Linked DNA regions of Homo sapiens: region 1 is linked to region 2. Evidence: read pairs that join two places in POLR2A ChIA-PET (ENCODE). Cell type or tissue: GM12878. All regions are shown on one strand. Each heading gives the region's core, and the rest is flanking DNA. Links, peaks and the distances in the headings are about the cores only. Region 1 overlaps ARHGAP26 (Rho GTPase activating protein 26). Region 2 overlaps ARHGAP26 (Rho GTPase activating protein 26).

Region 1 (15,219 bases), core at 2,580-10,579, 210 kb after region 2:
TGCAGGATGAAGAGGGTTAAAACACTGTTTATATAAGATCCAATCTCTCACCATCTCTAAAGCAGCCGTTGGCCTGTCATCAGTGAGATACAATCCAGTCTTCTCATGCACGGGAACACACACACCCTGCGTTTCTCCCTCCCAGGCTAGGAACCTCTCTGCCACCAAGGGCTGCCATCCATCGCCTAGTAACCACGGCAACCCAACCTACTCTAAAACCAAACCAAAAAAATAAAATAACACATCCTCTTTGCATGACACATTTTTTTTCTCCCCTTTTTGGTACACTTTTTTTGAATGGTTTTCTAACAACTTGAAGCACAGGATCAAGGAATTAGGGTGGTCTACTTGAGGCAGATGGGATAGTAGCTGGGAACTGTTCCCTTTCTGATTAATTTCAGCAGCATCGGAATATATTTGGAGCACACCCTAGTAACCTCTTGAGATTAAATTACATAGTCTTAATATTTCTGTTCCTCCATGCAACTGATGTTTGTTTTTTAAAGGGTAAGATGCTGCCTCCCAATGGGTGATGCCATCTGACTGGTTTCCCCATGTCCTCCCATTCACCCATCTCTGCTCCCACCCTTGCCTGCCTCTAACCCACCACTGGCCAGCCCCCTTGCCCTACTCTGGGCTGCTGAACACTGGTGCTGTGGTGGTTTTCAAGGTTAATTCCTAGGCTAACCGTATGGCCTATAGTTTAAAAGCACATCTATGTTCACTGCCACTCTGAAAAAGGGAATTATTTCTCAGTCTTTCAAGGCTTGAGACTAATATAGGCCATTGTGATTCAGGAAGAAACCCAAGGTTGGAGGGTGGGATGAGTACCCTCTGAAAAAGGGAATTTGCTGGTGAAAAGAGGCTGGATCTTGTGGAAGACTGTCTTGGATGGGGAAGTACTACCTGGAGATTTCAAATTCACTTGGCCTGCAAACAACAGAGTTATCCGTATCTTCCACATGTGAATGTCATTGCAAGGGTGACTCTAGACAAACTACAAACCGATGGACCGTCAAGCTCCCCAGGAGCCCCTTGGATGGCAGCGTTGCTTCAGAGTGTTTCCTGTTTCTGGAATTCCTTGTTAGGGAACTTTAAAGAAGAAAAGAAAAACTTGAATTGTGTTGAATTACTGTATCTTTTACTTTTTTTTTTTTGAAAAGATAAACTTGTAAATAGAGTGATTTGAAATACTATATGGCAAAGTTTTATATTTGATATTCTTTAAGTTAGTTGCTCACACACTTAGGCTTTGATTGCTGAAGAAGTATGTTTAAGAGGGAGAGAGGGGAGGCAAAGCTGAAGAGAGTCAAGGTCACTGTCCCCGCTTCGGCCTGAAGGAAAGAGAAGACATTTCTATGGCCTTGCTCTCTGCTGTCCTGTTGGTGGGCACGACACATCAGTGGTGTTCAGTCTTTATGTGTTTTTAAGCATCCCTTGGGCTTTGGATTTGGAGATGGGAAGAGCATCTCCAGGCAATGAGTTTTTCAAAGAATGCCTACTTAGTAGTAAGATGAAGCTCAGGATTTAAATAAGTGGGGTCAGGCATTCGAGTTTTTGTCTTTCTTCTCAGGTGTATTTCTTGGTACCCCCAAGATATCAGGCCAGAAAGAGATGAGTCAGTTGCTGTGCTCTTTACTTCTTTTTCTCCACATCTTCTGAGGCTTTAGAAATGTGGACAAGCTAGTTTTCAAATTTTGTGTGCGTCTGTAAGTTCTTAAAGAACCAGCTTCTTAGAATGTTCAGTTCTCAATGTGCTGCTGCTTTCCCTTCTCCTAAACATTTTAAAACTCTTCCCTTTCACCTCCAATTCCCGTGATCCCAAAAGAAGAGGAAGACTCCAGGAGGGGTATAGATTGTGCCGTCATAGCTTTACAGGTGGTTTTAAAGTTAACAGGGGTTTGTCATGGTGATTCACTACTCAGTTTATCAGCTCAAGGATTATACAGCTCTTTTCCGGGAACTCACCCAGGAGCAAGCGAGACACTACCATTGAATCAGGGAATGAGAATTAAGAATGGACAGGACCAAGACAGAACTCAAGAAAGCCACTGGGGAAAACTCGAGAAGAAAGGGAGTATACTAGTAGGTTAGATCTGTGAACCTGAGGACAAGAAGACCTTGGGAAATGGAGGCCTCAGGGGATGTGCATTCACATACTATTACGCTTCTCAAAGAGAGACCAACATCATGCTTTTAACACATTTGATGAGGTTTTTTATTTGTGTTTTTGTTTGTTTTTTGAGATGGAGTCTCACTCTGTGGCCCAGGCTGGAGTGCAGTGGCGCAATCTTGGCTCACTGCAACCTCCACCTCCCAGGTTCAAGTGATTCTCCTGTCTCAGCCTCCCAAGTAGCTGGGACTACAGGCATGAGCCATCACACCCAGCTAGTTTTTTGTATTTTTAGTAAAGATGGGGTTTTGCCATGTTTGCCAGGCTGATCTCGAACTCCTGACCTCAAGTGATCTGCCCACTTCAGACCCCCAAAGTGCTGGGATTCCAGGTGTGAGCCGCTGCGGCCGACCACATTTGATGTTTGAAGTTGTAATCTGTCCCATCATAAACTTACCTGGAGCTCATGTGGAGGAACAGAAGGCCAAGATCCTTGCTTTGGGGGTGCCTCACGAAGCATCCCTGTAGACATTTGGCCCCAGCTTCACTGCTTGGAAGCATGTCCCTCCCTCTTGAGTTGGCTCTGATTTGAAATCGGGAGAAACAGAGCTGCTGCCAATGGGATCTTTTAGGTAACTCCCTCCCTAGCTTCCGTGTGTCTGTGCAGTGCCCATGAGCTGCTGCCAATGGGATCTTTCAGGTACCCCCTCCCCAGCTTCCCTGTGGCTGTGCGGTGCCCTTGACAGATGGCTTCTCTGTTTCCCTTTGCCCAGCCAGGCTCCCCTCCTTCCTATTAGCTACAAAACTGGATAAACTTCAGAATATGAGCCAATGAGTAGGAAGGAACTTGAAGACTAAAGATTTTACTCTCTCCCCTATCCATGCCCCCTACCTCTGACTCTCTCTGTGTGAACAGGAAACTTTAGGGCAGATGAGGAGAATGAATTGGTTATCAGAGTGGAAGACCATGGCCCAGGATCCCTGAGCTTTCCCAGTAGCCTCCAGTTTCCTTTGTAAGACCCAGGGATCACTTAGCCATAGCCTGAATCTTTTAGGGGTATTAAGGTCAGCCTCTCACTCTTCCTTCAGGTTACTAACAAAATTTCGTAGCTAAAGAATGCCATGGCCGGGTGCAGTGGCTCACGCCTATAATCCCAGCACTTTGGGAGGCCGAGGCGGGCGGATCACGAGGTCAGGAGATTGAGACCATCCTGGCTACGACGGTGAAACCCCGTCTCTACTAAAAATACAAAAAATTAGCCGGGTGTGGTGGCGGGCGCCTGTAGTCCCAGCTACTCTGGAGGCTGAGGCAGGAGAATGGCATGAACCCAGGAGGCAGAGATTGCAGTGAGCCAAGATCACGCCCCTGCACTCCAGCCTGGGTGACAGAGCCAGACTCCGTCTCAAAGGAAAAAAAAAAAAAAAAAAAAAGAATGCCATGCCAGGAGAAGACAGCTGGTTTCAAATCCCTGCCCCCAGGCAAGTAAAACCCTGACTTGCTCAAGACAGAAGATCTTTTCTCCTGTTTTTCAAAATAAACATATATAGGGATGGACCCTGTGCATTGTGGCCTGCCTTGGTGTCCTAGAATTGGAGCCAGTCTTTAGCTTAATGTCTGAAGTATTTATACGGCCAATATGTGTTTTCTTATGTCAGACCACACTGTCTTTTTGAATATCAGTTCATTTCCTCTCACCGAGTGCTTTTCGGTGAGAGGCAAAGAGAAAGAATGAACAATCAAGTATTGACAGACTGGCATTAGCAGGACAGAGCCATACTAGTGACAAGGGCATCCCAAGGCACTTGCCCAGAGCTGCAGAGTTGTGTGTGCCATACCTGCGGCTCAAAGGGAAGGCCTTCTATCCCCTGAGTTTCTATCAGCTGAAAATGGCAACTGCTGTCTCAGTAAAAGCTCTGTCTTGACTGCAGAGGCTCCAAAAGCATTCACAGTTGAGGGGGAGAAAGACAGAAAGAAGAAGCCAAAGATAACCTGATCCCTGCCTGTCTGTTGGCACCTGTCATCCTCTGGCTTCTGCTCCCAAAAGCAAGTCTGGATGACTGAGTTTTGTGGACATGGCACTCCCGGAGACAGCAGTGGCCACCATGGCACCCAGAGTTTGCCCAAGTACTGAATGTTTTGTGAGCAACCATGTTCCCCAAGTAGGTAGCCAGCGCTGCAGAAACCAAACAGCCTCTTAGCTACCTGACTTTAAAAGGAATGACCTAGGTGTTCTGCCAAAGGAGTTATCTATCATCTCTGGCAAACTTGACAATCATCACTTACCTCGACAACCCTGCCCCACATCACTTTATAAAGTCAGCAGGATGTCTTCTCACCCACCCTGTGCTGGTGTCTAACAAATTTATCTTGTCATGCTCAAATGTGTTTGGCAGCCACACCGATCGGCTGGGTGCTGAACCGCCTCTCTGTAATTGTAGCATCAAAATGACAACAGCAGCAGAGCAGCGAATCTTGCACAGCCCCACAGCATGCCTGAGACAAGACTCCAACAAGTAATAATTAGCTTTTTTTCTCCTGCCGCCTACAGTACCTGTCTAACTAAAGAGCTTCCCAAAGTGGAGGGAAAGGCCATAGAATCCAGGTGTCATTCAGAGCCAGTCCTTGCTGAAATGTGGTCTTCCAGTGGAAGCACCTGTATTATTGAGAGGAAAAAGTGTTGGATGCAAAGTAACACCAGGACTAGAGAGAAAGAGAAAGGTGAACCATCCTAAGGAGCTTTGGATACTTTTTTAGAAGGATAAATATTATGCTTACTGAGGAGAAAAAAAAAAGCGATCACAGAAAAATTTCACAGCTAATATTTTTACAAAAGTTGTGCCAGACATTACAGAGTGAAAACGTCTCTCAAGGTGGAATGCTTTAGAGAGCAAAGGCTTAGCATAGACCTAGACCCTTGTGTGGGTATGACATGACATGACATGTCCATGTCAAAATTCACTTTAGTCAGAACCAGAGTATTGATAAACAAAATGTCAGTTACCTGGAGCAGTCCTGGAGAGGTTAAGACATTCTATACTGTTCTACGTCAACCATTTCTACAAAGTTGTCCAGACACCTAAAAGCAGCTTTCTTGGTTATCCAGATGCCAGAATCAACCTTGTATCTGACAATGCACATCTGTTGATTCTAAAGTATATTTATGTGTGTGTGTATGTGTGTGTATACAGCACATATTTACATCTATGAAGACATAGACACTTACAGAGACCCACATGAGCTGGCACTTTCTGAGCCTTTACAGCCTTTAAGACTCGGAGGTTGAGAATTAGAGACACAAGAGAGGCTGTGGATGGCCTATTAAAATGATTAAAGATGTAAATTCAGTGCCATTTTAAAACTGTTCATATTTATCAAACAATTACTGTCTACAGCTACATTTTTTGTTAACTTACTTAAAGTCATGTCGCAAGAAAGATCAAACCCATGAATGCTTAGTAGCTAAGGCTAGTGTTCAAAAGCACTCTAAAAGACATTTTGTCCACATTTTGGAAAAGAAAATATTTGCATGTTTAATTCATAATTTAGGCTATCTTTGAGTATACTGTAAAGTGCTGTGTGATATAATATCAATAAAGTACTTATTAAATGGCACTTTAATGTTTTCTTTTAAAATAACGCACTGTTCTAAACTTCAGTATTGACTATTGACTCGTGCATAGAATCCAATGCTGTAATTAGAAAGTAATCTGTGACTAGAATAGACCTTTGTCCCTGTTAGTAGCCCTGTTGCCATGTTCAGGCTTTTAAAAAATGCTTTTGTGTCACCAAATATATCTATAAAGAAAACAAAATTTCTGTTCAGAGGCCTCTGAAACTTGGCTTTCTTACATGTGGTTGGTTTATGTGACAATCCCTATGAAATGAGTGGACGTATGATTTTTGAATTAAATGACTTTTCCATTTGGTGGTATTTTCTTGAGTTTCTGATAGAGTTTGACTCAATACATGCTTTAATATGTCTTCAAATAAGCATATATACATGATGATCAAAGGTCACAAGTCTCGGCTCCTGCGGTTTTTGGTGACAACCACCGTGCTTATTTCTGATGAGCTCTGAGAAGCTTTGCTTTCCATTTAGGAAGAGGTCAGATGCTAGGAAACTTGAGAATTTGCTCCTCAGGCATATTAAACAATTGAGCCCGAAGAGTCATAGTCCACTTCACATTTCTAACGTTCTTCTCTTAGAATACATATTGTTTTATTCTTCCTAAATTTGACTTTCTAATCACCTATTTTCTGAAACCTCATGAACACAAGGATGGAATCATCAGAGCCAGAACACAGGCAATGCCCCCAGCACAGCTGGTTTGTAAGTCTGTTGTTTAGAGCTTGTTGCATGCTGTCCCAGGCCAAGCCAGATCACTGAGTCTTCGCATTCATCATGTCCCTTCCAGATACATTCTGAGTGGCAGCCTGGGACCCAGGCTTCCAGTGAGCTCCCAGCTTCTGCCACAAGCACAGAGGACTCCCTGATGGGCTCAGTGGAGGCGGCATGGGGAAGCCAGCGCTCTGGGGACTGAGGATGAGGCTTCTGGCTTCAGATGCTTGCCCTGGGAGGGGAGGAAGGGATGTGAAGCTCCCTTGGTCCTGGTTCTAAGGGGAGGGGGGCTATTTAAATGCGTGGGTCACATGTGAGCTGTCTGCTTGTCCTCATTTGCCACTTCGGGCACTCGTTTACCCCTGTGAACAGCACAGGCTGGCAGCAGCTGCTGCCCTCACTGAGTTGACAGCCTCCTCTGGAAAACTCCCCCAGCACCCAAAGCGTCCCACATGTGTGGGTCATCCTGTAACTAGGCGAGGCTTTCTGAGTATGGTGTACATCTATGTCTGATCCTTCATGGAGAGAATGAAATACGTGGTGTGTATTTTATCTTTGTCCTTGGCCTTTCCAATAGATTTCCCAATCACTTCAACTTTCATGCCTTCCTAGCAGAAGGTTTTAATTTTGTTTTGCTTTTAACAGCCACTCAGAGCAGAGCGCAAACTGTCACGTCCTGTGGTTTTGCTTGGTGTTTTTCACTCAGTTCTGACTGCATGATTAGTCCTAAGAGCACCTGGGTTAGAAGTGGATTTGATTGACAGTTGAAATTAGGTAAATGTTAGAGAGTGAGTGTGATGAGAGATTTTCTCAGACCCCAAACACGCTTGCTCATGAGAATTAAGTCATGGCTCTAATTTCTTATTTTCTCAGTTCTTTCCCAACCTCCACTCAGATACCACACTTCTCTCCTACCTGAATGTGTCAGTGTCATTGGCTTGCCCTGCTTTTAATAGCACCAAGCTAAGCTGCCACTAATTAACTATGCGGGGTTAGTCAGTGTTGGCTGACTGCAGCCTGCACAGCAGCCAAGGGAGGCTCTAACCTCCATGGTAACTGCTCGGGGTGGGTGAGGTTTGTCACATGGAGGAGCTTTGCATAACCATCCGCAGGGAAGGGGCATGCCCATGCCGGGATGCATCCTTCAGAAAGCCACCCTGCGGTACCCAGTCAACATCAGACAGTGAGGACCAAAGCCAGAAGGTTTTAAGTTGAAATGATCAACACGGAGACCCTCTGTATCCCACAGCACTTAGCAACTCCTGTCGCACTGTAAATCTGTCACGTCTCTTACGTCATTGGCTCCATGAAGCCTGCTGCAACTTCCTATTAGCTGAAAGCCAGGTAGCTTTGATGCCTTCCCCAGGCCAACCAGCAAATTAGTAAAAACGTGAGTCCATGGGTTCTTTCTTTAGGTGCCAAATCACATCTTACCCTCCAGGTCTTGTGCCCACCGTAAACTTGAAATATTTGTTCTGACACTGTGGCTGGATGTCCTTTTGGGATTTGTGGGTGGGGGTAGATTATTGGAAAGAATTATTAACTGTTTTTCTACCTTTTCTGAATCTTCGTGACAAAGAAAAGGAGTAGTCATGCTTGCCTCACCTGTGATGAGCAAGTTGAAATTATGGCCGTAGAGGATGGCCATCTTTCTGTTACACCTTTTCTCCTATCACACCATTTTTCTCCCTCATGTACTTTCTACCTATAATTAATTCATGATTTGTCATCAAATGTTTGAGGCCCATCTTGCTCTTAATAAACAGCTCAGTTAGGACAGAGACCAGGTCTTGTTCATCTCTGCCCAGTACCCAGCCCAGGGCTGGCATGCAGCAGGTGCTCATAGCCCCTGGGTGGGCTGACCAAGGGGAAAAAAAGTGGGGAAAGCACTGCACTAGAAGGCAGTTCCTCCTCCCTGTTTTACTCTACAGTTATAGTTGGAAGAAAGAAATTGCATGTTATTACACTTGGGTACTTGAACACAGGGTAACTTTGTGACCCTTGGCAAAACGCACCATTTGCTCACATACTGGGATTGGAGCTTGTGGGAGGAAGACCTCCCACCCTCCACTCAGGCACACACAGCCACATTCTTTCCCAGCCTCCTTGGCTGGTGCTGGGCACAAGAAACCATCTGGAGAAGCAGCTGACCAAGAGCCCGAGACCCTGTGCTGTCATCTGGGTTACTTAGGGGTTGTTTCATGAACCTTATGTGAAAAGGGCCTGCCTTCAAGCAAAACCACATCAGAATCACCCCCAAACATAAAAGAAGTATTCCTTTGTAAAGTCCCTTCACGGAAATTCCACACTGTCCCACAGGAGTTTGGTCTGATATCTAACACTCTCACTGAGGGAATTCTTTGGGTCTGACTGAAGTTTCCCATGTGGCAGCTTAAGTCCATTTCCGTTCTGTTTTTCCTTACAGTGGGGAGTAACTGGCCATGGCCCATTGAGAGCAATCACCCTCGATTTTTTATGTTTCCATTCAGCCATCAGTTATTGACCACCTCTTCCATGCCGGAGCTGCTACAACCAGGAAGTGTAAGACATGATCTCTGTCTTCAGGGAACTCAAAATTGGCTTCTGCCATAGGGAAATATACAAGGAACAGCGTTTGCCATGTGGTATGACCATACTAGCAGTGTGTGGCAGGTAGTGCAGTGCGATGAGGAAGAGGCATCCTTCCTACTGGGAAATAGGAACCAGAGAAAGTTTCACGGAAGAGGTGGCATTCAAGATGGACCTTGAAAGATAGAGAAGAGTTTCCCACTTAGGCAAATGGAGACATGTCCCAAGCAGAAGGACAGCAAGGATCAAGAATGAAGGGGGGAGAGAGAGAAATGGGGAAGGTGGGAGTGGGGAGAAAGAGCAGAGAGAGAGAGGTGGCTGGGTGGTTAGGTATGATTTCAATGTGACTGAAACATGAGGAGTCAGGGCTTTCTGGAGAATTGAAAACTCTAGTCACCCTTACCCACCCCGCCTGTTAGCCTTTAGGCTCTGTTTTCTCTCAATGACTGACAATATTAGCTAACATTTAACTAGGTACCTAACGCTGTACTATATTAATCACTGAATCCCCAAGACATTTGAATGAAGTTCTATAATCATCTATAATTATAGATGAGAAAACTGAGGATCAGGGAGGTCACACAAGCCAGGTGGCGGTGAACCTAAAGTTCAAACACAGGTCTCTCTGCTTCTACAGCCCATATGACTTTTTTTTTTTTTTTGGAGATGGAGTCTCAGTCTGTTGCCCAGGCTAGAGTGCAGTGGTGTGATTCCAGCTCACTGCAGCCTCCACCTCCTCGATTCCAGCAATTCTCCTGCCTCAGCCTCCTGAGTAGTTGGCATTACAGGTGCAAGCCACCATGCCCAGCTAATTTTTGTATTTTATTTATTTATTTATTTATTTATTTTCAGTAGAGACAGTGTTTCACCATGTTGGCCAGGCTGGTCTCGAACTCCTGACCTCAGGCAATCTGCCTGCCTCAGCCTCCCAATGTGCTGGGACCATATGACCTTTTAAAACTTCCAAATTTATTTATAGATACACACACATAATTTTACATAAATGCATAATCACATCACACGTGATCACTTTAAAATTTCGTGGCAGTTTTTCCTTCTGGTTTTGATTTGGTTCTTCCATCCCCCACATCAGCCTCCTCCCTTTGCAGAACCCATGTTGACAACCTCATTTTGCCCTTCTCAGCAGTGAGCCCTTCAGAAAGCACAATCTCTGGCACACACTCAGCTTTGGTTTTCCAGTGGCAGGAATAAGAGCAGGAAATGTTTGGATTAAAAATTTTCTTTCCTTCTAGGAGCCCTCTGCTTACTCATCTTGGGTGAATAGTTCCCCATTTCTTGAGCTCTGTGCAGATACTCCTCATTCCCTGGGCAGCCCCGGGGACTCCAGCTGCAAGTGTTGGCCAGTCACTTCATCTTTGGGGATGTGGCATGGAGGCAGCCCCCACAGAGGGCCCAGCCGTGCTTTGCTGGCTGGAAATATGTAATGTGAAATTTTTAAAAAATTTAACAATGTGAGGCCGGACACGGTGGCTCACGACTGTAATCCCAGCACTTTGGGAGGCTGAGGCGGGCGGATCACGAGGTCAGGAGATGGAGACCATCCTGACTAACATGGTGAAACCCCGTCTCTACTAAAAATACAAAGAATTAGCCGGGCGTGGTGGCAGGTGCCTATAGTCCCAGCTACTTGGGAGGCTGAGGCCGGAGAATGGTGTGAACCCAGGAGGCAGAGCTTGCAGTGAGCCGAGATTGCGCCACTGCGCTCCAGCCTGGGCAACAGACCCAGACTCCATCTCAAAAAAAAAAAAAAAAAAAAAAAAAACTTAACGATGTGAAAATGGCTCCTTTCTCCACCCCGATCCAGCTGCCGACAACAGACCTTCAGGCTCTATGGGATTGCCAGGGAAATCCCATGAGCGTGTGTCTTCTTCTGGGAGAACCAGTGTGTTTCTAACCCGATCTTCTAATGCTTAAAAATAGATCATTTTCATGGCATTTGAACCCCCTCTTGAGCCTAATGAGATTTAAAGAAGTCAGAGCTAGCAGAGAGAGCACGAAGACTCAAAGCAGATGATGGGTGAGTATCTGTAGGGCACAGGAATAGTGGGAGTCAACTAAGGTGGGCTTACTGAGCAAGACTCTCACTCAAGTCTCCTACACTCCCTGAAGGGGGCTAAACTGTTGCATGTTAAGAGGCCAGTGATGAAGTCTGTCTCATTGATGGAGCACTTCCATGTTATGGGCATTGTACTAATTGCTCTACATTAGTCTCATTTAATTCTCAAATCAGCTCATGAAATAGGTGCTGTTGTTACCCTATTTTGTAGATGAAGAAGCCAAACATTAGATTGGGCAACTTGTTCAAAGTCACAGAGTTAATAAATAACAGAGCAGAGAATCAACCCCAGTGGGCTGACACTAGAGCTTAACGCTTAACTCCCATACTCTTGACGCTCTTAATTCCCGTACTATTCTCACTCTGGGAACGATCTCAGAAGCTCCACTCCCCAAACGTCCTTCACTTCTTTCACCCCAAGGGAATATCTTTTGTTTTGTCTGCTTGGCATCCAGTACCCATCTTTCTGGTAACAGCACCTCTGTTTTCCTTTGGGGAGCCACCCTGCCTCTCCCCTCACCTTGGGTTCCATGGGTTTGGGTGAGCTGGCATCAACCCGTGATCCAACCGTGAACCTGTGACCCTGCTCTGGCCTATGAGATCATCACATCTACCCAGCCAAAGTGATTGATTGATTCAGGAATGGGCACAGGGCCTAGTTAAGTCCCCAGTGCCAGGGCTTTGTCCTGGGGAATGGTATACAGGACACAGCAGAGGAATTCATCCTATCGGGAAAGAATAGTAAGTGCTCTTTCCCCCAGCCTCGATGTCTCCTCAGCATGAACACTGTCTGCCACTTGTCTTCGTTTAGAGGCCCAGTATAAAGGCTCCTATACTTTATGTTGACTATTTACTGAGATTTTAATAGGGTACCTCTCAGAAAAGTTGTTTCAGATAGCAAGCAGAAGATGTGAAATATTCATTACAATATAAAATGGACAAACAGTGTCCCACTTTGATCAATCCTGGAATGATTTCACTAAAAGAAAAATCTAGGCCAGGTGCTGTGGCTCATGCCTGTAATCCCAACACTTTGGGAGGCTGAGGTGGGAGTACTGCTTGAGCTTAAGTGTTTGAGACCAGCCTGGGCAAGATGGTGAGACCTCCATCTCTGCAAAAAAATGTAAAAATTAGCCGAGCACAGTGGCACATGCCTGTAGTCCCAGCTTCTTGAGAAGCTGAGGCAGGAGTATCCCTTGAGCCCAGGAAGTCGAGGATACAGTGAGCCGTGATCATGTCATTGCACTCCAGCTAAGCTACAAAGTGAGACAGTCTAAAAAAAAATTAAGAAAAACAGAAAGAAAAGACTTTATGCCTTCCTCCACTCTGGAAGCAAAGCTTATTTTTAAAATACTGACTCTCGTTCTCCATTCTGGGCCAGGAAAAGCCATGACTGGATCTCATAAGAATAGGGAGGAATTGTGTCATACAGAGGCCTCTGCAAATACTTTCCCAACCACAGTTGATTCAAGTCGTCACTTGATGATTTGGCCCATCCCAGGGGTGCATCAGTGTTGAGACATTTCACCCTGGAGTTCTTACAAAGGACCCCTCAGTCAGTTGTAATAAAGAATGGCAATAAATCATGCCCAGATCATGACATGGAATTGGATGGCATAAAGTGCTCCTCAGTTCAGAAAGATGTTCACACACCTTGGAGGCCGCACCCAAACCTGTTCAACCATCCCACAAGCATGAGTCTGAGACACTCTGGGGGCACCCAGTTCAGACCTTCACCTTCACTGAGGTGGGACAGCTTCGTTGGAGGCCCTGAAAGGGGTTAGGTATGTCTAATCTCAGATACCCTGCTGCTGCTCTTCCTCCATGCCGTGCTCACATTTTTCTTGTTTCAAGGACTGCCAGATAAAGGGATTCCAAATCTTTTTTCTTTTCCTTTTTTTCTTTCTTTTTTTTTTTTTTTTGATACAAAGTCTCGCGCTGTTGCTCAGGCTGGAATCTCGGCTCACTGCAACCTCCGCCTCCCAGGTCCCAGTTCAAGCAATTCTCCCACCTCAGCCTCCTAAGGAGCTGGAATTACAGGCACGCACCACCACACCCGACTAATTTTTGTATTTTTAGTAGAGATGGGATTTCACCATGTTGGTTAGGCTGGTCTCGAACTCCTGATCTCGTGATCCATCCGCCTCGGCCTCCCAAAGTGCTGGGATTACAGGCGTGAGCCACCGCTCCCAGCCAGGGATTCCAAATCTTGCAGGAACACCTTCACTGGCAAGGAGGGCACTCCTGGCCCACAAGAGATAATACATTCACTTAAGTACAGCACTTCAAAATGTTCAAGGGATTTTTTTCTGCTCCAAATTTTGATCATGGCACACCTCTGATCAAAAAATTTCAGAAGCTCCTTGTGGCCTGGAAAGGAAGGAAGGAGGGAACAAAAGAGGGAAAAAAAGAGAGAGAGAGAATCCTTGCTCCTTAGCATAGCATTCAAGGTTTTTCCAAGTATGGCCCCAACCTCTTCTCCAATGCCCCTGCATGCAACTCATGTCCCAGAAGCACCGACTCTTCATCATATTACAACCGCCTGAAGCAACATCCATCTATCCATTCCTTCATTCTATTATTTATTGGGTCCTTACTTGTATCCACACCCAAGGCTAGGAACTGTCTCCCACTTGTGTTCCTGAGGTTCACATGCCCTCCACTTCTCCCACCACAAGGAAATATCTGTTGTTTTTGCCTGTGTAGCATCCGTTACTCTTTCTTCTGGTAACAGCATCTGTTTTCCTTCACGGAGGTCCCCCCCTACCCCTCAGATCCCATGGGTTTAGGTGGCAACAATGATTTATTTATGAACCCAGTCTGGCCTATGAGATCATCAAGTCCACTGAACTAGAGTGATTGGTTGATTCAGGAATGAACCTAAGATCTAATTAAGTCCAGGGAGAATCAACATTCTAGATTTTTTAGAGAGGTAGTGGTGAGAGACTTGGTCTGCTAGATTTGGAGCCATGAGGACTGCTGGTGGCTATCTTGTCCCCTCAATGAAGGAGGCTGCCTGAGATCTGGGTGGCTTAAGAGCAGTGCTGAGAGAGACAAAGAATAGCAGCACCCATGCCATTGGGCCAGATGCACCTGAGCTTTTCCACTACATCAGCCAATAAATTCTCATTTTGCTCAAAGCAATCTGAATTGGGTTCTTTCACTTACAATAGAAATCCTCAGCTCTAGATAAACTCAAGGGTGATTTCTGCACCAGCCCTCTGTCCCACTTGATTGTCTGCTCCTCTGTGAGGAGACAGAGAACCTGACATCAAGTGTGATTCTATGGGATCTTGAGGTAATCGCTCCTCTTCTTTGAGTATCAGTTTACTCATCTTTAAAATGGACATAAGAACACTTCCCTTCTAAGGCTGTATGGATTAAATGACATCTATTAATGTGCTTTATAAAGTTCATTGCCCTCAAGTCAATAATATAGTATCACAATATGGATTGTTTTTTTCAATTTGTGGAAGGAGTTGGCAATGTCTTGATGTTTCCTAAATTGTTGCAGAGCCATTACTGCATTCAGCCTGCCAGTCTTGGGAGTCACCTGGGGCTCTATGGGTTCTGCCCATTACCACTGTAAAGGAGAACCCTACATATCAGGTGTCATCCATTTCTCCCCACTTGTTTCCCTGGCCATGGCCGAAAGGACTAGACACGAGTAGACACCTGATGGGGTCCGGATCTGTGTCCCTGCCCAAATTTCACATTGAACTGTAATCCCCAGTGTTGGAGGAGGGGCCTCGTGGGAGGCAGTTAGATCCTGGGTGTGGAATTGGAGGAGGGGCCTCGTGGGAGGCGGTTAGATCCTGGGTGTGGAATTGGAGGAGGGGCCTCGTGGGAGGCGGTTAGATCCTGGGTGTGGAATTCTCATGAATGGTTTAGCATCGTTCCCCCTTGGTCTGTACAGCGAATGAGTTCTCAGGAGATCTGGTTGTTTAAAAACATGTAGCACCTCCCATCTCTCTCTCTTCTCCTGTTCTGGCCTTGTCAGATGTGCCTGCTTCTCCCTCAACTTCTGCCATGATAGAAAGTTTCCTAAGGCCTCCCTAGCAGCCATCATGCTTCCTATACAGCCTGTGGAACCTTGAGCTAATTAAACCTCTTTTCTTTAT
Region 2 (15,219 bases), core at 2,871-10,870:
TTTCCGCCAGTGACTCCAGAGGGACGGTAAGTGAGCCTGGCTGGCAAGGCTGTAGTGTAGTGACACCTTGCATTGAAATAATGGGTCACACTTTACAAAGCATTCTCGTGTACATTATCTCCTTTAATCGTAGGTCTTAAGACTATAGCTCGTCACCACTTAAAAGTTACTTAATACAACAATACTCAACTCCTGGAGAGCCTTATCCTGTGGGAAAGCCAAAGTTGCTGTTGCCTCCAGCACGGTCTCGCTCAAAGGACTGGAGAGGCAATAACTATGTTAGGTGATTTCTTAGTAACTGTTTTCTTTGTGGTCTCTTGTGGGAGGAAAGAATGGAGATGAATTCTATGGTAATATTCCTCTCTAATGGAAGTGTCCCTGGGCAGCCTCTGTAGACTGTAGTGCATTTGCCCTGCTGCTGCCTGTAAGCACTCTGGTTAATCATGATTTCCAAGGGTACCTGTAACCTTGTAAAGGCAATGGGATTAAAATGAACCTGCAACTGGTAGAATGTTTGGGCTGATTATCTCCTTGGTGTATAGGAGAAAAAACAAAATCCTTCCAGGTTGCTGCAAGAGTACAAAGGAAATCCTGTCACCTTGCTTTGTAAAATCCACTTGAGAAAAAATTTAAAGGTTGCCCTACTGTGAATTCCAGTTGTGTTAGGAAAATCAGTAGAACAGTGCCTCTCCATGTGGACCAAAGGATGAAGTTGTTTTTTTGTGAAAGCCATTACAGGACAGAGATTTTTCCCCCCCTTTCTTTCTCTTCAAAATATAATTTTTTACCCAGGAGTTTTGTATGAAATATTAAATAATTTGGAATGCCTGCTGTGGGTAGGTTGAGAGGCCTTTATGAGATGAAAAAAAAATGTTCCCCTCCACCTCCAAAAAAAATAAAATGAGCAAGGGAAAAATTTCAAGTAAATATGCAAGGAAACAAAGAAGTAATTCCACCCTACCCCACCCTTAATTAGGTAAGATTGTTTTAGAACACTTGAAGTCAACTCTGACTAACTGAGGCAAAAACAACAGTAACAATAATGAAGGAATATGTAAGGCTGTATGGTAGCTCATAGTAAGGTCAGAGGAGCTGAAAAGCTAGGCTTGAGAATAGATGAGTTCTGGAGACCTAGGAACCCGGTGAGAAAGGGTCTTCTGGATAATACGACAAAGCTCTAAACTGTTTGTAGTCCTTGCCTCACCTTTCTGAACATTGAGATTTCCAGGCAACAAGTTGGTCTAATTTGGGTCCACCCAGGGAAAAACTGTACATTTTGATTGAGAGTTTCAAGACTGCTGCAAAAAATGGGAACAGAGTAGTTTCCCAGAGGGAAATCAGGGAAGCCATCAGGACCAGAGGGGATGGATGCCAAGCAGGCTACACTAACAGATACTCACACCTGGCCCTGCCTGGGACACATTGCCTCCATAATAAAGGACCCAAGAGTGGTGGGGTGGGGGAGGAGAGGCACGTGAATGGAGACCTCCCCCTACACCAGCCAGAAGTTTACTTTTAACTTGTGACCTTATGAACCTACATCTCTCTACTTGGGATAAATCCCAATAGATTTGAAGGACAACCATGGTTCTAGTGGTGGGCATCCCAACTGGTTCTGACATTTCTTAAGGCATTTCGAGGATATGCTTTGGAATCCTTAAAAAAGTGACCACCCTCTAACTCCCCAATGGCTTATCCTAAAGAAATCATTAGAGTGCAAAGATAGTTTGTACAACAAATAAATTTGTTGGGGCGTTGGTGATAATAGCAAAGAATGAGAGACAATCTAAATACCAAATAGGGAGTTGGCTAAATAAATTAAGGAGTAATACACAGCCTTTAGAAAGAACCAGAGAGGGCTGGATCTATTTGCAGAAATTGTGCTGATAGTTTGTTAATGATTGAAATTTTAAAAAAATTAGGCTATAGAACAACATACATAATAACATGCATTACTTGACCTCCCTCAAGAAAAGAATAAGACAAACAGTTTTATTTTGGAAAATATAAGCAGTTGTGACATTTTGCTTTTTGCACCTCATTATTCACAGAGCAAAGAGAGTTGCTTGCCTTGGGTGTCTAATGATTCTTCAGTCATTACCCTTTCATCTAGCACACAGGAGGTAAAAAGATGGGTTAAAAAAATTGGTCACTTTTGCCAGCACGGTGGCTCACGCCTGTAATCCCAGCACTTTGGGAGGCCGAGGCGGGCGGATCACAAGGTCAGGAGTTAGAGACCAGCCTGGCCAACATGGTGAAACCCTGTCTCTGCTAAAAATACAAAAATTAGCCAGGCATGGTGGCACACGCCTGTAATGCCAGCTACTCAGGAAGCTGAGGCAGGAGAATCGCTTGAACCTGAGAGGCAGAGGTTGCAGTGAGCCAAGATCGTGCTATTGCACTCCATCCTGGGCAATAGACTGAGACTCTGTCTCAAAAAAAAAAAAAAAAAAATTGGCCACTTTTTCAGGAGTCATTTAAATAGGAATTGTTTTTTTAGGGTATTGATTGATTTCTAAGCTGGCAAACCAGTGTGATGGTCTGGTTTAGTGCTTCCTCACCCTTTTTTGAGTTTGGACCCTTTCCCACATGGTACAGGTTCTTAGCTTCCCCTCCTTGGTGGGGTTGTTTTACTGTATCTCTTGATTGCAGTAATTTACAATTTAATGCAAACCCCCCATAAGGCTCATCTACCACAGGTGGCGCTAATGCTCTGGGTCTTGATTGTTCTGCAACACTCCTTCTGTTTATGACACAATCTAAACTCTTTTAAAGATATGAAGCCAATCTGATATGAATTTAAGAGTGAGACACTGCTCTTCTTAACCAGATTCCAAATGTCTAGAGTCCAAATTCCAAATGTCCGGCATTTTCTTTTCTAGGAAATGTTTTGGTGGGAATTTCAATGCAAACATTTTATCAGAGAGCCAGAATGTTCTGAAGGAGCAGTTAACAAAAGGGAATTTCTGAATTCGTTTGCTTTCATCTCGAAGTTTCTCTCAGGGCATACGGTGCCTGTGGAGTATAAGACAGGGCCATAAGTAATGTCTGTCAGCTGCTGGTATTTTCCAAATGACCCAGTTGCCAGGGAGAGGATGGCAGCTGATAAATATATGTACATTTCTTTGCAGAGCCTTTTCTTCTCCTCTTCTCTATGCTCTGTTTGGATCTCAGGTTTAGAGAGATGAATTCATCACACTCCCCTGTTCATGGCACATTATCAGCACAGGTTTCTTGATTCATTCATTCTTTCGTTTCATTTTATTTATTCATCCATTCCCTTTTAGTTCTTTTTTCTAAAATGTGTGTCTTTTATCTTCCTGTGTTCTTGATAAATGGTGTGTGTTAATAAATGGTTCTGGGTCTTGTTTTATTTCTTACTTTGTGCCCTCATCATTGTGTCAGGAGCCATTCGTATTCCTCTGTGTCCTTTTATGCTGTGGCTTCTGATTACTGCATAATTTGTGGTACACAGCACTTTGTATCTGTTTTTGTAGAGATGTACTCCATCTTCTCATGCCTCCAACTCCTCATCAGTACTCACACCACCACAATGGACATCTTTGTACATATCTTCCTGTGTGAGAATTCCTCTGGGATACACCCACCCAAAGCATTGCTGGACAAAGGCTATGCATATACTTAGTTTAAGCACTCTCTTGTATTGTTCTCCAGAGTGGTCGATCCGCAGTCCCACCAACCCTACATGCAAATTTCTCCATTCCTGCCAACTCTCACCAGTATTCAGCTCTCTAATTTTTTGCCAGTCTGATAGGTGTAAAATGATAGTTCATTGTTGTTTTAATTTGCATTTCTCTGGTAATTAATGAATTTGAGCATCTATTCATAGGCCTGTTAGTTTACTGGGTTTCCTCTTCTGTTAATTGCCTATTCATGTCCTTTGCCCATTTTTCTATTTCAGTTACCATCTTTTCTTTTTGATATGTAAAAAGTTCCTACTGATTCTAGATACTAATCCCTTGTTAGATTTAGCCAGTTTAAATATGTTCTCATCTTGTCATCTGTCTGTTAATACGTGGTATCCTTCTTTGACTATAAATCCTTCAAAGCCCTTTTATATATTCAAATCATCTCTTTTTTGCTTTCTTGTTTATGATTTTCAAGTTGTGTTTTGGAGAAGGCCTTTATGACCCATGTCACAAAGATGTGTACCTATGTTTTCTTTTATTGGCTTTATGAGTGTGTCTTGCACATTTAAGTTTCTAATCTAGCTGATTTCCACCACTGTATGAGATGTTCCATGAAGATCCATTCTTATTTTTATCCTTGGGAAGAGTTAGTTTTCCTATCAACATCTACTAAGCTATCCATTCTTCCCTCGATTGATTTGTAGTGCCAGTGTTCTTGCATTTTAGGTTTGCATATTTTAGTTCTGTCTCTGAGCCCTTTATTCAGGTTTTTTGTGTAGCTGTTTTTGTCCCAATACCTCTCTGTTTTTAATAATAACTTTGAGGCAACTCTTAATATCTAGTTATATAAGTCTCCTCTATTTATTCTCCCTTTTGAGGTTTGACTTGGGTATTTATGAGTCTTTATCCTTCTGTATAAATTCTATAATAAGTTTAAGAAGTTTCCCCTAAAATAAAATTTTTCTTTGCGAGTGCATTGAATCATACAGGTTATTTGGAGAAAGTTGACACCTTTGTAATATTAAGTCATGTCTTCCAAGGGTTTTGAATGTCTTTCCATTTATTCAGACCACCAGTGTTTTTTATTAGGATTTTATTTTTCTGCCTAGAGATCGTGTGTGCTCCTGGTCAAGTTAATCCCTAAATACTAAATTTAAAAACCAATATTTTATTTTGCCAGCCCTGCTACCCATGGGGACCCTTCCTGGATTTGCTTCTAGAATGTCAGGAATCTATATCAGTGACACCAGATTCTCTAATTTGTCAAACTCTTACCTAGTAGAGAAGGGAAGGGGAAAAAGGGAGTATTGGTAATAAAGAAGAAGAAAGTATGATATTGTTTCTTCTTAAGCTTTTTTTTTTGAGGAAGTGGTCACTGCCAGTGTCAGTCACCTAGTTATCTGATACTTGTCATTGATTCGTCCCTTTCATTATTACAAAGAACAAGACTTCCCTGGGCAAGAACCATTTCTCCCATCTCACCCGCTGCAGCCCCGTTTGCTGTATCTCTCGATGTCTTTTTGTCTTTTTGCTGTTCCCTACCTTTGGGTACAAGGTAGGGAATATCTTTAGGGAGTTATAAAATTTACTCCCCAAAGACTATGAGAATTGGTTCATTTTTCTTTGTAATGAGTCCAGGTTGGAAGCAGGATGAGAGGCCTGTTCTCAGCTCAGGCTGCTATTGTCCTGCCGTCCCACCTGAGGGAAGGTTAGAAAGCCGAGAACTTGTCAGAGAGAACACACCAGTCCAGTGCAAGGGAGTAAGAGAAGGGCAGGCTCTTACAGTGTGAGTTGGTCTTTTCCAAGTTTGATGTTTTAAATAACAAATGTCACTGCCTACTTAACTCTAAAAAGATTAGCTTGTTTACAAGAATGCTGCCCTCCCACTGTTTCTCCAGCTGCTTGAAGGCTGAAGTCTGACAGATTGAGGCAGAGAGGGCTCAGTCTCCTAATCTTGACTTTATAGTGCCACTTTCCTCAATGTGGGTATTAACTCAGATTCCATAGGTTAATCGGGTTATGTTGAAAGGAATATGCTGAAGTTGCTGCAGGCATGCCTTCTCATGCATGTCAGGACCTGGCTTAACACTGGCCATCTGGCTTTTCAGAATGCCATTTTGTAGTTCACTCCACTTCTCACTCTTGTTCAACATTTTCCTGTTACTCCCACCTGGATCTTGTGCCGGATGAAACTGCAGGAGTCCAGGCTTCCTGTAGCTCTTCCTTCAGTGAATGCCTCTAGAAGTTCTTGGACTCCTGGCCTCACGTGATCCTTCCATCTTGGCCTCCCAAAGTGCTGGGATTATAGGCATGAGCCACCACGCCCAGCCTTCTGGGAGTTCTTAAGGGCAGGTGGCACTGAGATATATGAGTACCGAGAGGTAAGGACACTCATAACTAGAACACACATCTGTCTCTACCTTTAAAGCTCATGTGATCTGCTGTGGAGGTTCAGACCACAGGGGAACAATAGACAGATGGCCCAATTACATCGTGTGGGTGTATGTCATATTCAAACCATCTACAGAAGTACCCAGGGTGCAGACTACATGCCCAGAGCTCATGGATTTGAGAGTGAGCTACACTTGAAAAATGGAAATTTCCTCCCTTCTCTCCTCCCCAGAAGAAGAAAAAATATAACACTTCCTCCTCTTTGCATCCAAGTCCTAGTCCTTTCTTTCCTTGTGGTTTGTTTTTAATCTAGTGCTCTAGTGCTTTTTTTTTTTTTTTTTTTTTTTTGAGATGGAGTCTTGCTCTGTTGCCCAGGCTGGAGTGCAGTGGCATGATCTCCGCTCACTGCAAGCTCCCCCTCCCGGGTTCACGCCATTCTCCTGCCTCAGCCTCCCAAGTAGCTGGGACTACAGGCACCCGCCCTCACGCCCGGCTAATTTTTTTGTAGTTTTTAGTAGAGACAGGGTTTCACCGTGTTAGCCAGGATGGTCTCGATCTGCTGACCTCATGATCCGCCCATCTCGGCCTCCCAAAGTGCTGGGATTACAGGCGTGAGCCACTGCACCTGGCCTAATCTAGTGCTTTTATAAGAATCCTTTATATTTGAATAAAAATGCTGAAGAACCCACTGCAGTTTGCCAATTTGTCATTCACACTGGGAGGTGGGGAGAAGAGCAGTGATTGAAGAAGGAAATATGAACTCATTGTAGAATATTACAGAAATACAGCAAAATGATTTTGAAACATTCAGTCAAAAATCATTGGTAATATTATTCCCAGAGATACTTCCTTCTTGCCTTTTTTAAATGATGTCTTGTATGTATTTTGTCAATGTCAGTATGAATTTTAATTTAACTGGCATTATGTTGAATATGCTTGTTGTATTCTGCTTTAAAAATTACAGACATTTTCTGATGTCATGAAATGTTTAGAAGTATCACCTGTCATGGTTGTTTAATATTCTGTCATTGGACTATATCTTAATTTGTTGAATCATTTATCATTGTTAGACTAATGCTCTTTCCAGGTTTTTGGTATTACAAATAACATTGGCCTATGTTATTCATAATAGCTTCAAAAGTTATTAATTTCATCAGTTATTGGCCTTGTACATCAGCCTTTGTACGTATCTCAGATCATTCTCTTTGGGTAGATTCCGCCACGTGGATTAGAGAGAGGGTTTGCATGGAGGAGTAATGTGTGGCTGGTGTAGAATAGCATCCTGGGTGTAGAACTTTGGACAGGTGGTGCGCCTCTCTAAGCTTCCATTTCCTCTTCTGTAAAATGGGGATAATAATACCCCTGCTTCATAAACTCATTGTAAGAATGAAAGTTCAGCACATTAGTATCTGCACATTAGTTGGTAAGTGCCTAATTACTCTTGGTTATTACTCTTATCATCTGGCCAGGCCAGTTACTCCCACAACAAAAGGAAAAACCCACTGGAAAGGAAAAGCCAGCTGGATTGGTAACACTGCTCTTGAAGGGAGGAAGACAACCTGCTACTGTTTCTCAGTCTTGGTGCTTTATGAGTGTTCATTCATTTAATCCTCGTTACTGTATTTCTCAAAGTGGGGTGTGCACACCACTGGTGGTACACTAGGTCATTTGAGAGAGTATATTTTAAATTACCATCTAGACTTCTGTATTTATTTTGATGTGTATTGTGGGGGAACATAAGTTCTCTGAAATCCCCTGATTTTATTTTGTTTTATTTCATTTATTTTTTTGAGACCCCTGTCACCCAGGCTGGAGTGCAGTGGTGTGATCACGGCTCACTGCAACCTCCGCCTCCTGGGCTCAGGTGATTCTCCTGCCTCAACCTCCCTAGTAGCTGGGATTACAGGTGCCTGCTACCACACCTGGCTAATTTTTTTTATTTTTAGTAGAGATGGGGTTTCACCATGTTGGCCAGGCTGGTCTCGGACTCCTGACCTCAGGTGATCCGCCTGCCTCGGCCTCCCAAAGTGTTGGGATTACAGGCATGAGCCACTGCGCCTGGCCAATCCCCTGATTTTACAAATGTTATTGCTTAGCACAGGGGTCCACTTTTTTTAGTAAAGGGCCAGATAGTAAATATTTTTATTTTTATAGGAGTATTCAACTCCGCTATGGTAGTGTGAAAGCAGTCACAGACAATATGGAAATGAGCAGGTGTGGGTGTTTTCCAGTAAAACTTTGTTTTACAAAACAGGCAATGGTGAATTTGGCCCAGGGACTGTAGTTTATTAACCCTTGGCTTAACACAAGGCTAAGTTTTTAAAATTAGTCTAAATGGGATGGCATGAGGTTTTGAGAGGGAGCATGAAAGTGTCACACGATGGGCTGCCATTTGTACAAATGCTGTTCACAGCAACTGAGTTTCCAAAGGAGCTCACAGGCTTAAAGAGGTCAAGGGAGCACAGTTGAGAAGTAGTGAAGCTCATACTCAAACCCTAGCCTGCCTCATTGCCAGGGTCATTTTTTTCCTGCAACACTTCATATGCTTGAAATCTTTGATCCATTCTGCCATCCTGTTCATATGTGGTCCACCCATGGGGGCTGGAAGGAATTTCATCATCAGACTCCAACATCTAACCCCTCTAGTTCTTTGTGGCTGAGGGGCCATCCCATATTCCTTCTTAGTGCACCACCTCATTAGAGCCCTCAGTGGTTCCTCAAACACCTGTGCACAGTGCTGGGTGCACAAGGGTCACGCATTTCACTGACTGGCTTCCCCAGGGTCAGACCCTTAGTGTGGCCCACCACTCTCCCACAGGGATTTGGCAACACAACATAATGCTTTATATGTTGTTTCTGTACATCCACTCATCCTTCTTTAGGCCGTCATTCAGAGCAAACTCCCTGATGGCGTTTTATTCAGGTTTGCCTTGTTTTATGAGGACAAGATTGAGGACCAGGAGAGGAGATGGGGAGGGACATCATTACCATTGCTCTGTTTCCTATTGTTGTGCCTCTGACTGTACATTTCCTTCATCTCTGTTCCTCAGCCTCCCTTGATCTGTAAAACAGAAAAGGAGATTTAGGCTTGAAAACTGTAGGGAAAGCCTTGATGGGATCGCCTGGGCCACTATTTTTAAAAGACATCTAAAGCCTTCAGCCATTACCAAAAATCCACCGTCTCATGAAAGCAGCAGAGGGCAGAAAAGAGGATTTGTTTTTCTTTTGCTTCTAGTCACCTTTGGCCTTTTGCTGTTAGAACACCCACAGTTGAGAGGCAGGAGGAGGCAGCCACCGGTAACCAGGATCCTTTTGGGATCAGAACCATCCAGAGGCTGCCAGGCCTCTGCTGGTCGGTGGCTTATAAATAGAACATTTCCCCTTTTAAACCTGAGAAGGGTGGAAGGCATTAATGGGCACAGTGGCCTGGCCGCCTATGCACTGGCCCACGAGGCAGTCAGCTGAGTGCAGCATCCCCTCCAGCTTTCTCTCCAGGCCTGCCAGGTCTGAGCTGATAGAGGACAGACACTCTGCCTCCCTCCCTTGCCTGCGTTCCTTCCTGCCCTCCTCCCCACACCCTTTTTCTTTCCCCTTTCTCCTCTCTCCTGTGCATGCAGTTTCCGTGGCCACCACTTTCATCTTCTGAGCCGCAGTCAGGCGAGGTGGTATAATTCTAGCTCTCCCTAGGTGCTGACTTTCTACACCTCACTTTTCATTATGAGTTGCCTGTGCAACACAGTTGCTGTGGTGCATTGAGCTTGAATTACATTTAGTTGAGCTGTAATACCCCAGCTCTAGAATAGCCCTGGCTCGGAGGGCAGGGGGCTGGAGAGAGAAGAAGGGGCAGGAACAGCTTGTTTTTGCAGATATTTTATTATTTGAGTTCCCAGCTATTTTGTTTGATGAGACCCTGGCCCCCAAAGCTATGACTGGTGGTGGTACTCCTTGGACTTGCATGGATAATCAGAAGCCTTTCTGCTTGTCCTAAAAGACACTTGACAAATCTACCCTCTCTCTCAGCTAGCTTTAGACTGGCAGATGCAGCCAGTGTATGCCTCTGCCATGGCCTAATATTCCCCTTTCCCTCAGTGATGTGGGCTCTGTACTGACAGCAGGCTGCAGCCTGAGCAGGTGTGAGCCACCCGTTGCCATCCCAGTTTGGGCTTCAGCCAAGAGACAGTGAGCAGGTCCCTGGCTACATCTTTAACCCCTAAAGCCCAGTGCAAGGGGTTATTGAGACAGAGACTAAAATATTTCCCCCACTGCCACCGAGTACAGGCTTCCAGTTATTGTGGTTAATGTTTATTGAGTACATACTGGGGAGTGGGCAACATGTTCACTGCTTGATATACGTTATGTCATTTGATCCTCCTAAGAACCCTATGAGCTAGATACTATTATTGACCCCATTTACAGATGTGAAAACTGAGACTTCATTCTGAGGGCAAACTTGGTCACTCCCTGCACTGATCAGAGTTGTCAGAGCCTGCAGCTCACAATCGGCATGTAAGATTGAGCAGAGGGTAGAGTAGTGCTTAGAAGTGTTAGCTCTGGAGTATTCCACACGTGGTTTGAAATCCCAGCCTCAAGAATTACTGAGTGTGTGATTTTGAGAAATTAATTTCTCCAAGCCTCAGTTTCTTTGTCTGAAGGTGGGAATAGTTTTAATAATTAAATCTTTGGTTTTTTTGGAAGAATAAATGAGATTAGGATGGACATCCTTTGCTCAATGGTGCCTGGTATTATCGGCAATGATTAAATGTTGCGCTTTATTCTTATTACCAATAATGTCATCATTATCCAAAGCCAGAGCCCGTTTATATAAAAACGTGGCACTGTACAGTCTCTTTAAAGTTCCTCCGGGCATTGCCTTATTTGATTTTCACAACACCTGCATCTTATATGTGAGGGGAATGGGTCAGAGAGGTGAAGTATGCCCAGCTTACACAAGCAGTTTGTGGAGACACCAGGGCTCAAATCTTAGGCCTTTGATTCTGAATGCCCTCTCTTTCCCTGCCCTTCGCTGCCTCAGAGTTTGTTGTGACCAACAAATTGTTCTTAAAGCATTTCGAGGTAAGAAGACAGATAGGTAAAGGCAGGAAAGTGACCTTGATGGGCAGAGGCAGTTGGTTCTCTGTTTGAAACACTTCCACCCTCAGAAAGCTGATGATGATCTCTTTCGGTTGAGAAATCAGTGCAAAACCACCGGGCCTTAAGGCAGAAGGGAATTGAGGCCACTGTGTAATTCATTCTCAGAATGTCCAGATCCCCATGTAGGAGACAAATGGTCCTGATTAAGCTGGTCAGTGTTACTGCAGTGTGCATTAAGCCTTGCTCTTTTGCTGCTATTCTGATTTGGAATTTTAAGGTGGACTAGGAGATTGCAGAAGTAGAAACCCACAAAGAAACACTCCTTCCATCCCAGGCAGATGTATAGTCCTCAGCCTGTGCTGTGCAAGAACCTACGTGCTGTCACCCTGGATGCCTGTCTTTTGCCAAGAATTGGAACACTCTTTAGAACCTCCCCTGACTGTGGCTGAGAGCTGGTAGGTTTATTCCCATCCAGGCAGATTTTTGTTTCTGTTCCTGCTACCTATTTTACTTTACTCTATGTCTCTTTCAGCTTATTTTTCTGTGTGTTTGTTTTCAAGAAACAATGAAAAAAAAATAGATGCCTTTGTATCTGGTAGGCTAGGGAAGAAAAGTCTGACTAGCAGTATTCTTGCTTTGAGGTCAGGGTATGAATGAGATCTCTGTCAAACCTGTTTGTCTCATGCTTCCCACTGCAGGGGCCTGAACTCTAGAAGGTACCAATATATGCAGCCACCTGTCACTATTCAAGGCTCCTGGAATGTGGAGACTTTTGGCCTGTCGGCTCCTTGTGTTTTCAGCTGGTGAAAACATGGATTGTATTTATTCTTTCAGGACATATTTATTGAGATTAGTCATGAACAGGGCAGATTGTCTCTGCTCTCATGGAGCATATACAATGAAAAGAAATTGACAACAAAGAGTAAGCAAGTAGATAAAGGTATAATTTCTGGTAGAGATGAGTATTCTGCAAAAATAAGGGCTGGTGGATAGAGGATAAGGGAGAAGGGAGTGATTTTAGATACCTGGAGCAGGAAAGGTCTCTCTAAAGAGGTGACATTTGAGAAGAAATCTGAACAAAGGGAGGGAGGGAAGCGTGTCAGGAGTGGGTAGATGAGTGTTATTGATGGAGTGACCAACATGTGCAGAGGCCCTGAGGTGACGTGAGCTACTTGTGTTCTAGGAATATCAGGAAGAACAGTGGTGCCCGGATGGGAGGAGGCCCTGGGGGTGAGTGGTCAGGTAGGCTGGGGCTAGACCATGTGGGGCCAGGAGATAAGACTGCATTCTTAGTGTGAAGAGAAGTCACTGGAGAGTTGTGATCAGGTGCATGACATGAGCTGATGTATGTTTTTAAAAGATGACTCTGGCTGCTGGTGGGGAATAAACCGTAGTGGGGTGGGTGGGGGTGGGGGGTGGGGGCAAAATTGAAGCAGCTGGGAGACTGCTGCAGGCAGTCCAGGCAAAGGATGATGGCAGCTTGGATCAAGGTATTAGCAATGGATATGGTGAAGAGTAGTTAGATTCTGGATACGGTTTTAAGTTATTAGTGACAGGATTGGTTAATGGATTGGATGTGGTGTGTGAATTGGATATAGGGTGTGAGAGAAAGCAAAGATCAAGGATGATGTTACTGGAACAGAATATCTTACAGGTAGAATATGGTCCTCTCCCATCTCATTCTTTCAGCCAGGTTGAACATAGTGCATGTTTGGGGACACATTAGGACTTGAGCTCCCCAATTTATTATTTCTGTCACCTTCATGATTTTTTGTGTTTTTTTTTTTTTTGAGATGGAGTCTTACCCTGTCACCCAGGCTAGAATGCAGTGGTACAATCTTGGCTCACTGCTACCTTTACCTTCCTGGTTCAAGTGATTATCGTGCCTCAGCCTCCCAAGTAGCTGGTATTACAGGCACCTGCCACCATGCCTAGCTAATTTTTTTTTCTTTTTTTTTTTTTTTAGTAGAGACAGGATTTCATCATGTTGGCCAGGTTGGTCTCGAATTCCTGACCTCAAGTGATCCACCTGCCTCGGCCTCCCAAAGTGCTGGGATTCTGGGTATGAGCCACTGCACCTGGCTGACTTTTTAAATATATACATATACTACTTTTATTATTAATTTGCTTACTGGTTTTAAACCAATTCATCCATTTTTTACCTCAGTTTATTTAAAAAAGAAATATATTTTGCTATGTGTGATAAATCAGTAGATTTCTAATATTCATTAAAATAAAAGTATAACTGAGAAATGTTTGTGAACCTCTTGGAATCATCCCATATGCCAAAGTGGAACAATCCAGCATTCCATATTAAGATGCATAGCACTGGCAAATAGTTGTTGTCCAGCAGGGAATGTGGTATAGATACTGGCAATTGACTAAATTAAGTCATTTTTGTTTGTTTTTGGTGGTAATAATCTTAATTGCTTAGTATATAGTACAGTGTTTTTCCAAGTGGGGTTCTCGCATGTACTGATGCATAATTGCCGGGAGAGGGCCCAGAATCTGCATTTCTACAAGTGCACTCTTGTTCACTGGAGTTGAGAGCCGCTACTGGAATAGAAATGGTAGGATCCACAGAACCTGATCCACAGCCCCCAGTTCCTTTCTGACTGTCTCTAGCAGAAAGCAAAGAGTAGAAGAGGATGAGCCCAAGAGTCAGACTGAGTTAAATAAAATCTTGGTTCCACTACTCACTGATGCTATAATCTTACAGAAATTCCTTAACCTGACTGAGCGTAGGTTTCCTATCTACAAAATACGGATGATGATGATGATGATGATGATGATAAGAAAATGATGCACCTAACTGTGTAGCTCAGAGCAATGTAGTCTGTGCTCAGTAAGTGTTAGCCACGGTTATCATTGCTGTTGTTACCACTTAACGTGAGTCTGGCTTTCCTCATCATAAAAACTTAGCAGAGATATTGGGAAAATCAAATAAACTATAGTTTATTAATTTATTTTATAAACTGTAATGTATTATCCCTCATTACACTCATTAGTGTGAAAACACAGTAGTTATGAGTAAGAAGAGTAGCAAGACTTACCCTATGGGGTTATCATAAAGATAACATGAACTTGAATATGAAAAGTATTTCATCAACTGGAAGATTTCATTCAAATATTAGGATATAGTAACATTCTAATATTGGTAATACTAGGTAATATTGGTCATGATCATGTATTGAATACCAAGTAAATCCCAGTTGCTATACATTTCATTTGACCCTCGTAGCATCCTGTTGAGTTATCCCCATTATACAAGCGAGGAAGGTGAGCCTCAAAAAGGTGAAGCTAAGGTCATATCCAGCCAGAGGTAGCTGAGGCAGGGTTCTAATCCAGGTCTGTCTGGCTTTATAGCTCATTCAGTTTCCACTACCTACAATTCTGTCTGTGTGACTTTAGTTAATATTAAAGTTAGTTCACATTCCCTGAACATACCAGCCAGGGGGCAGAGAATAGTCTGGTGTAGGGATGGTGCATGGGGGTCCCTGGAGTGCTGATCTGGGATTAAAAATTGGCTGTGGGTAACCTCCACAATAGAGAATGCACACCCAGATAATTAAGAACCAGTTGGCCACCTTTCCTGGGCCCCACTGAAGCTTCTGAGAGCTGCTATCATGAGGACAGCTTTCCAGGGGCCACAGCCCAGGGAGCCCTGGCAACCCTGGGGCTTCACATGATTAGGGGAAAACAGGCAAGCCCTTCTAGTCTTCCCTCTGTGTGTGTGAAAATTGGAAATTATTCTTCAGGTGGAATTTATGTTCATTTCAATGTGGGTGGTTTTCTCAATGGCTTTTAAGGGTGTTGAAATTGATTAAATTCAGAATGAGGGAGGCCAACCAGGCTCTATAAAGAGCAAATCACATTGGAAAATTGCATAAATTTCTGTGGTGAGAACATGCCCCTGAAGTGGCCTGCTCACAGCAACTCGACAATTTCCTGTATCCATCCATCCATCCATGTTAGAAATCCTTTACTTCTCAGTTTTTTTTTTTTTTTTTTTTTTTTTTTTTTGAGGCAGGCTCTCACTCTGTTGCTCAGGCTGCAGTGCAGTGGCATGATCATAGCCCATTGTAAC

The links. Peaks named below come from ENCODE experiments on the same cell type or tissue, not always from the same donor. Only the 100,000 strongest peaks of a DNase experiment are listed, where the experiment ranks them.
Region 1: POLR2A ChIA-PET joins it to region 2 with 17 read pairs; 2 of 35 experiments call an interaction of 5 or more read pairs at or near these places.

The regions. Positions count from the first base shown.
Region 1 is chr5:143,222,963-143,238,181 of GRCh38, forward strand. It overlaps ARHGAP26 (Rho GTPase activating protein 26), which reads left to right. Exons shown (of 23, transcript NM_001135608.3): 23 at 1-6,045. Among named protein-coding and RNA genes, the nearest start is that of ARHGAP26-IT1, 38 kb to the left of the region's middle. RefSeq lists an enhancer at 6,607-6,666. In GM12878, for the core only: no CTCF peak of the experiment used is centred there; a DNase peak (open chromatin) is centred at 7,259; H3K4me3 peaks cover 672 bases; H3K27ac peaks cover 4,374 bases.
Region 2 is chr5:143,014,268-143,029,486 of GRCh38, forward strand. All of the region lies in intron 12 of ARHGAP26 (Rho GTPase activating protein 26), which reads left to right. Among named protein-coding and RNA genes, the nearest start is that of ARHGAP26-AS1, 150 kb to the left of the region's middle. RefSeq lists enhancers at 5,279-5,328, 5,749-5,958, 7,639-7,728. In GM12878, for the core only: no CTCF peak of the experiment used is centred there; DNase peaks (open chromatin) are centred at 5,110, 6,104 and 9,704; H3K4me3 peaks cover 2,084 bases; H3K27ac peaks cover 6,252 bases.